Regions from separate parts of the Homo sapiens genome. Here region 1 is linked to region 2. A link is an interaction called in ENCODE POLR2A ChIA-PET data of the cell type or tissue named here. Cell type or tissue: K562. All regions are shown on one strand. Links, peaks and the distances in the headings refer to the core of each region. The heading gives the core; the rest is flanking DNA.

Region 1 (4,392 bases), core at 291-4,290, 100 kb after region 2:
GCTTTTATTCATTTTTTTTTCCTTTTTTTTTTTTAAGAGATAAAGTCTTGCTGTGTTGCCCAGGCTAGTCTCAAACTTCTGGGCTCAAGTGATCCTCCCAGCTCGGCCTCCCAAAGTGTTGGGATTGCAGTTGTGAACTACCCCACCCGGCCTAGGCCCACTTTTAAAATGTTAATTAAGAAGAAAACATTTTTTCCTCACCATAACTAAAGGAACTGACAACATGAGCCTAGTTAGTAATAACTTAAAGTTGAGATTGTTTTAACTATCATAAATAATTTCTTTTCAAGAAGATATAATACAAGTTTTTTATTTAAAAATTGTTATAGAGTAACATGTTAGTGACTAGCCTGAATAAATAAGTTCCAAAAGGTTAGTTTTAATGATAATTTCTTATCTTACAGGTGAAGCATCCGGTTACTGGGCAATTTCTATATCAGGACAGCAACTGGGCCAGCAAAGTGTAAGTTGAGAAAAGTGAATGAACAAACTAATAGAAAAGCAGAGATTCTACCTACTACATTAGGTAGAATCTAAATCTGTCCTTGCATTGAACTTACTTACACCTAAAGATATTCAGCTAAAGAATTTATTTTGGATGGGGGGACTAGCACGATAGAACAGTCTATTCTTTAAAACACTTTCTAAAGACACATTCTTTGTCTTTGCAGTGAGAAACTCACTTTAGACAATGCTGCTTTCCCTTTCCTTGCATATTCTGGAATCCCAGCAGTTTCTTTCTGTTTTTGCGAGGTAAGTCTGTTCATTTAAATGACAAATGGAGAGAGGCTCTCTAAAAGGAAGTGATCTGTATTTGGGAATAGGGCATTGCAATGGGAATGCCTGTGCTATAGTCAACTATGTACATATTCAGAGGAGTAAAGGAAAACAAGTTTTTAAGGACAAATGACGAGGATTACAAAATTACTTTGAGGTAATTATTCTTGGCTACCAAGATCAATAACAAGGATGACACCAGTCCAAGGTTGACAGGCAGTTGCTAGGCAGATTTTCTCACGAGAGAAGTTTTTTGGTGCAAGGTTGCAGTGGCCTTTGTGTAAGGTTGTAGTTTTTGTAAAAAGGAAAAAAAAAAACCCTTAATCCTTGTTATCAGACATACAAGGGTGAGACCCTTCTCTTCAGGGTTGCATTTTTGTTAACACTAGTGACTCCATTTTGATTTTGACAACTTGCACATATCTTAGTTGTTGGGTTTTTTTTGTTTGTTTTTTGTTTTGTTTTTTTTTTTTTTTTTGACAATGGTGACTTGCTCTGTCACCCAGGCTGGGGTGCAGTGGCCCGATCATGGCTCACTGCAGCCTCAAGCAGTCCTCCCCCTTCAGCCTCCAAACTGTTTGGATTATAGGCAAGAGCTACTTACTACACCTGGCCATGGATCTTCTTGTGTCAACTTTGAGACCAAATTTACTGCAGTGCTTAAAATGTTTTAAGAAGTTATACACATGTGCTGGATGTGGTAGCTCACGCCTGTAATCCTGTAGCAGGACAAGCCGCAGACAAATCCCCTCAGACACCGAGTTAAAGAAGGAAGGGCTTTATTTGGCTGGGAGCTTTGGCAAGACTCACGTCTCCAAAAACTGAGCTCCCCGAGTGAGCAATTCCTGACCTTTTTAAGGGCTTACAACTAAGGGAGTCTGCGTGAGAGGGTCGTGATCAATTGGGCAAGCAGGGGGTACGTGACTGGGGGTTGCATGCACCGGTAATTAGAACAGAACAGAACAGGACGGGATTTTCACAGTGCTTTTCTATACAATGTCTGGAATCTATAGATAACATAACTGGTTAGGTCAGGGCTCGATCTTTAACCAGGACCAGGGTGCGGCAGCGCTGGGCTGTCCACCTCTGCCTTTTAGTTTTTACTTCTTCTTTCTTTGGAGGCAGAAATTGGGCATAAGACAATATGAGGGGTGGTCTCCTCCCTTAATCCCAGCACTTTGGGAGGCCAAGGAAGGCGGATTACGAAGTCAGGAGTTTGAGACTAGCCTGACCAAAATGGTGAAACCCCGTCTCTGCTAAAAATACAAAAATTAGTCGGACATAGTGGCGTGTGCCTGTAACCCCAGCTACTCAGGAGGCTGAGGCAGGAGAATCGCTTGAACCTGGGAGGCAGAGGTTGCAGTGAGCTGAGATGGAGCCACTGCACTGCAGCTTGGGTGACAGAGCAAGACCCTGTCTCAAAAAAAAAAGTTATACACATGTAATTATTGCATGTTCCTTCATTATTAGTTTTAACATAGACTTGTTAATCTCAATTAGCTTAATTAGCATTTGAGTTTATTGCTAAAACTTCTTTATGAGTTTTAATAATGAGGCTTGGCCGAGTGTGGTGGGTCATACCTGTAATCCCAGCATTTGGGAGGCCAAGGCGGGTAGATCACTTGAGGTCAGGAGTTCAAGACCAGCCTGGCCAACATGGTTAAACCCCATCTCTACTAAAAATACAAAAAAATTAGCTGGGCATGGTGGCACATGCCTATAATCCCAGCTGCTCAGGAGGCTGAGGTGGAAGAATCGCTTGAACCCAGGGGGCAGAGGTTGCAGTGAGCCGAGATCGTGCCATTGCACTCTAGCCTGGGCAACAGAGCAAGATCGTCTAACAACAACAAAAAAAAAACCAAGGCTGAATTTCTTGAGTGATTGAGCAGTGGCTATCTATTGGACAGTCCAGCTGAACAGTATTTTCCTCAGGCTGGGTGCAGTAACTCACACCTATAATTCCGGCACATTGGGTGGCTGAGGTGGGCAGATCACTTGAGGCCAGGAGTGAGACCAGCCTGGGTAACGTGCCTAGACTATATCTCTACAAAAAATTTTTTAAATTAAGTGGCCCAGTGGCCAGCTGTAGTCCCAACTCCTTGGGAGGCTGAGGCAGGGGGGTCACTTGAGCTAGGAGCTTAAGGCTGTGGGGAGCCATGATTGCATCACCACGCTCCAGCCTGGGTGACAGAGTGACCTCGTCTCAAGGCTGCAGGGAGCCATGATTGCATCACTGCACTCCAGCCTGGGTGACAGAGAGAGGCCTCGTCTCAAGGCTGCGGGGAGCTGTGATTGCATCACTGCACTCTAGCCTGGGTGACAGAGTGACCTCGTCTCAAGGCTAGAGGGAGCCATGATTGCATCACTGCACTCCAGCCTGGGTGACAGAGAGAGACCTCGTCTCAAGGCTGCAGGGAGTCATGATTGCATCGCTGCACTCTAGCCTGGGTGACAGAGACCTTGTCTCAAGGCTGCGGGGAGTCATGATTGCATTGCTGCACTCTAGCCTGGGTGACAGAGAGACCTTGTCTCAAGGCTGTGGGGAGTCGTGATTGCATCACTGCACTCTAGCCTGGGTGACAGAGAGACCTCGTCTCAAGGTATGTTTCATGTATCTTCTCTTTTTTCATTGATAAAGGCCCAAACTTCCCAGAGAGAAAAACATACAGCCTTAAGGAATTTGGCTAGAAGTCTATTCAGGGCATATGATACGATAGAACAGGGATTCTGTAGAACCTGGAAGAAAGTAGTCACTCTAGGAGTAGGTTAGCTTGAGAGAAGTAGCAAGAATGTACTTAAAGCAGCAGATAATGAGATAGAATTGGGGTAAATTGCGGTAGGAATATGTTAGAAGCAAGGGTGGAACTGTCGTCACTGTTACCTCGATGGCGAAGCCAGAATGTGAGGCTCTTGCTCTTAGAACTCACGTGAGTACCATAGCCTCGCGTTGTCTTGCAGGACACAGATTATCCTTATTTGGGTACCACCATGGACACCTATAAGGAACTGATTGAGAGGATTCCTGAGTTGAACAAAGTGGCACGAGCAGCTGCAGAGGTCGCTGGTCAGTTCGTGATTAAACTAACCCATGATGTTGAATTGAACCTGGACTATGAGAGGTACAACAGCCAACTGCTTTCATTTGTGAGGGATCTGAACCAATACAGAGCAGACATAAAGGTGAGCACTGATTCCAATTACGTTTTTATTTTGCTGAATGTCAAGTATTTTGAAATGTGATGTGTTCCTGTGTGTTCCTGTTGGAAGGGTGATTGTAGCCATAGTACATTTTAAAGTGAACTGAGGTATAATTGTATGTAGAATTGGTAACTTGTTTGAGAGAAGTCGGGAGGCTGTGGATTAGAGACCTAGGACAGAGCTCAGCAGGTGTTTCAGAATCCAGAGCAGTGTCAGGTTTTCTGTCACTCATGTCTCCCAGGCAGCCCGTCAGTAGGACACGGAATATGAAGATCTCAGCAAGGAGTTGGGCTGTGTGCCTCTCGGGCGTGACCCGGATGGAAAGACAGCACAGCTAGCAGGATTCCATCTCGTAGTGATCTGCGCATCTAAAAGTCAAATATTCTATTAAACGAAACTGATAAGCAGGGTGAGGTG
Region 2 (4,392 bases), core at 200-4,199:
GACGAAGTCTTGCTCTGTCGCCCAGGCTGGACTGCAATGGTATGATCTTGGCTCACTGCAGCCTCCACCTCCCAGGTGCAACCAATTCTCCTGCCTGAGCCTCCTGAGTAGCTGGGATTACAGGTGCCCACTACCATGCCTGGCTAATTTTTGTATTTTTAGTAGAGACGGGGTTTCACCATGTTGGTCAGGCTGGTCTTGAACTCCTGACCTCAGGTGATCCAACTGCCTCGACCTCCCAAAGTGCTGGGACTACAGGCATAAGCCACTGTGCCTGGCCAATTTTTCTTTTTTAGAAGTTTATTTTAGGCCAGACGCAGTGGCTCACGCCTGTATTCCCAGCACTTTGGGAGGCCAAGGTGGGTGGATCACGAGGTCAGGAGATCGAGACCATCCTGACCAACATGGTGAAACCCCATCTCTACCAAAAATACAAAAATTACCTGGGCGTGGTGGCAGACGCCTGTAATCCCAGCTACTCCGGAGGCTGAGGCAGGAGAATCACTTGAACCTGGGAGGTGGAGGTTGCCGAGATCATGCCACTGCACTCCAGTCTGGACACAGAGCTAGACTCTGTCTCAGAAAAAAAAAAAAAAAAAAAAAAAAAAAAAAAATATATATATATATATATATATATATTTTAATTTAGTTTTTATTTGGAATGCAGTGGTGTGATCACGGCTCAGTGTAACTTCAACCTCCTGGGCTCAAGTGATCCTCCTGCTTCAGCCTCCTGAATAGCTGGGACCACAGGTGCCTGCCACCAGCTGCCTAACTTTTTTTTTTTTTTTTTTTTTTTTTTTTTGTAGAGATGGAGTCTTTGCTATGTTGCCCAGGCTGGTCTCAAACTCCTGGCCTCAAGTGATCTTCCCTCCTTGGTCTCCCAAATTATTGGAATTATAGGCGTGAGCCACTGCCCCCAGCCTGGTTATGATTTTTTAGTGATCATGGTGTCTATTGGAAATTCTTAGAAAGTAAGAAATGCTACAAAATGTTTCTAAATGTAGTGCCATTTTCTTGAATACTGAATGAATTCATTTACAAGCCAGTTAGTAAACCATTAGCAACTGAAGATTGTCCATGTTGGCAGTATTTACACGACGGAAATAGCAAACACTACAAATCAGTGAAGTGTACAAATCAGTGTGGTCATTCATAGCACCAACCCTGCCCCAGCTGATTTACTCCTGATCACTGGGAAATTATTTGTTTTTTCTTTTAATCTCTGGGTGACTCAAATGTGTAGTCAGCAATCTGGAAGAAGTTCAGGATCTTGAGTCCACTGAGATAGGCCCCAACAGGGACTGTGGCTCAAGAGGAACCCGGACTGAATTCCATCTAGAAGGAGGACTCACTCCGGGAAAGAGGGAGTGCTCCTTAGGGAGGTGCTCCCTGCCTCCAGCCCAGGCCTTGCTCTTGGTGAGTGGTCATTTAGAGCAGGGGTTTCATGTCTTCATGTCTTTGTATTTGCACAGTAGTCAATTTATTTACTGCTGCCACTTTATTCAGTAACCTTTAGCCTATTAATTGTGTTTATTTTATTTCCCTTTTCGTCTTTCAGTGTTACTAGGCCCTGCTGGCAAACAGAATTGAGGGGGGCCTGCCCAGCAGGGAGGAAGGAGGGGCCACAGCGAGGAGTGTCTGGGACTCAGCTGAGCCTTTCTTGCCTCTGAGGCAGGTGGCCTGGGGAAGTCCTTGATCTTGAACCAGCCGGTTACAGTCTGCGGGTGGCCCCACCTTCAAAGTAAGAAATCCCCATGATTCCACTGGGGCGGCTTCAGCCAGAGGAAGCTGATGAGCCCAAGAGCTTCCTGAAAGCTGCCCAGGGCTCCTGAACAAAGGCTCCAGCTCTGAGAGGCCGTGTGAAACCGGCAAGAGCATGGAGTTACTCACGGGGCAATGGAGCATGGCACGTTCAGCGTGGAGTCCAGCGAACTGAAGGACAAATTAGATGTGCGTGTTTCAATGGAGGGGACTCTCAAAACAAGCTGTGGAGTAAAACAATGAAGGTTACCAAACCACGCACAGCACACACTGCCATTTGTGGGAACGCACTCACGTACAAACACTGAACCAGTGAAACGCCGTCTCTACTCAAAATACAAAAAATTAGCTGGGTGTGGTGGCCCGCACCTGTAATCCCAGCTACTTGGGAGGCTGAGGCAGAAGAATTGCTAGAACCTGGGAGGCGGAGGTGGCAGTGAGCCAAGATCATGCCATTGCAGTCCAGCCTGGGTGACGAGCGCGAAACTCCGTCTCAGACAACAACAACGACAACAAAACTAGTGACTGGAGAGGGTTTCGAAAGAACAAGCTGACCTGATGGACAAAGATATACATCAAAGATATATATATATATATACACCATATATAAACACTATTTAGAGTCTTTTTTTTTTTTTTTTGAGATGGAGTCTTACTCTGTTGCCCAGGCTGGAGTGCAGTGGTGTCATCTTGGCTCACTGCAACCTCCACCTCCCAGATTCAAGCGATTCTCCTGCCTCAGCCTCCCAAGTAGCTGGGGATTACAGGTGTGCGGCACCATACGCAGCTAATTTTTTGTATTTTTAGTAGAGATGGGGCTTCACCGTGTTGGCCAGGCTGGTCTCTAACTCCTGACCTCCACCCGCCTCGGCTTCCTAAAGTGCTCAGATTACAGGCATGAGCCACTGTGCCTGGCCACAATTTAGAGTCTTTATAAAGACAGGCTCCAAATAAAATTCGAGGTCTCTCCCCAGGGACATAGAAAAGAGAGTGGTCATGGCTGGACATCATGGTTCATGCCTGTAATCCCAGCACTTTGGGAGGCCAAGGCAGGCGGATCATGAGGTCAGGAGTTCGAGACCAACCTGGCCAATATGGTGAAACCCTGTCTCTACTAAAAATACAAAAATTAGCCAGACGTGGTGGCGTGTGCCTGTAGTCCCGGCTACTGGGGAGGCTGAGGCAGGAGAATAGCTTGAATCCGGGAGGCAGAGGTTGTAGTGAGCCAAGATCGTGCCACTGCACTCCAGCCTGGGCAATAGAGCAAGACTCTGTCTCAGAAAAAAAAAAGAGGCACCTTGAGTTTCCTAAGGGTAGGCCATGTCAGGTGAACAGCCCCTTTTATTCACAGGAGAAGGGAAGGGAAGAAGCAAACATCTGTAACAGGTTTCTCACTCCAGGCTCCATGCTGGGTGACCTGAGCGCTCACAGCAGCCTAAGGGTTAGTCAGGTGTCTCGTTTTACAGATGCCGAAACTGAAGGGCTGCAGTGAGTGTTGTGAGAAACTCCTCTCAGAGTTGTGTGGTGTGTGAAACATTATGGGACTTAATTACTTAAATGTGTTTGGAAATTCAACACCACAGATTAAGAATGTAGACATTATGTCATCAAACCTGGTTTTTAATCACAGCTCCTCTGCCTATTAGCTCAAGGACTTTAAACATATTATTTAATGTCTCTAAGCCTCAGTTTTCATATTTTTAAACTAGTGCTGATTATAATACACCTCTTAGGTTGTTGTGAGGATTGAATAAAATAAAATGAGCAAAGTGAAAAAAAAAAAAAGAAATTTGCTTCAGGGGGCAGTTGAAAATCTGGGTTCAGGCCGGGTGCCATGTCTCACGCCTGTAATCCCAGCACTTTGGGAGGTTGAGGTGGGCAGATCACCTGAGGTCAGGAGTTCGAGACCAGCCTGGCCAACAAAGCAATGTCCTGTCTCTACAAAAAGTAGAAAAATTAGCCAGGCGTGGTGGCACACACCTGTAATCCCAGCTACTTGGGAAGCTGAGGCAGGAGAATCCCTTGAATCCAGGAGGCGGAGTTGCAGTGAGCTGAGACTGTGCCACTGCACTCCAGCCTGGGCAACAGAGCGAGACTCTGTCTCAGTAATAATAATTAATAATAATAAATAGAGAGTTACAGGGATCATGGCGGACGGGAGGCAGGACTAGATTGCAGCTGTGACTCAGATGGACAGAGCAGCTGTGGAGACTCACATAGTGAATTTTTGCTCTGGAATGACTGCAGGAATAAAGCAGGAAAGCTGAGAGCACCCACAGACCCCATGAAGGAAGCAGATCGCTCCTGCAGGACCCATGAGACACCCCAAATACTGTGCTGGTATCCATGGCTGAGAGACTCACACAGACAGTTCACATCACAGGACTCAGTGCAGACAACCCCAGTACCAGCCTGGAGCCTGGTAGACGTGCTGGGTGGCTAAATCCAGAAGAGAGATAACAATCGCTATAGCTTGTCCTCAGGAAGCCACATCCATAGGAAAAGGGGGAGAGTGCTACATCAAGGGAACACCCCGTGGGACAAAAGAATCTGAACAGCAGCCTTGAGCCCTAGACCTTCCCTCTGACAGAGACTACCAAAATGAGAAGGAACCAGAAAACCAACTCA

What was found. Peaks named below come from ENCODE experiments on the same cell type or tissue, not always from the same donor. Only the 100,000 strongest peaks of a DNase experiment are listed, where the experiment ranks them.
Region 1: POLR2A ChIA-PET joins it to region 2 with 5 read pairs; 6 of 35 experiments call an interaction of 5 or more read pairs at or near these places.

The regions. Positions count from the first base shown.
Region 1 is chr3:196,054,645-196,059,036 of GRCh38, reverse strand. TFRC (transferrin receptor) reads left to right here. Exons shown (of 19, transcript NM_001128148.3): 15 at 405-463; 16 at 672-753; 17 at 3,736-3,957. Among named protein-coding and RNA genes, the nearest start is that of TFRC, 25 kb to the left of the region's middle. RefSeq lists enhancers at 531-1,032, 3,007-3,532 and a silencer at 893-1,093. In K562, for the core only: no CTCF peak of the experiment used is centred there; no DNase peak of the experiment used is centred there.
Region 2 is chr3:196,157,496-196,161,887 of GRCh38, reverse strand. It overlaps LINC00885 (long intergenic non-protein coding RNA 885), which reads right to left. Exons shown (of 3, transcript NR_034088.1): 3 at 998-1,988. Among named protein-coding and RNA genes, the nearest start is that of LINC00885, 17 kb to the right of the region's middle. RefSeq lists a silencer at 1,382-1,431 and enhancers at 1,732-1,931, 1,952-2,021. In K562, for the core only: no CTCF peak of the experiment used is centred there; a DNase peak (open chromatin) is centred at 1,727.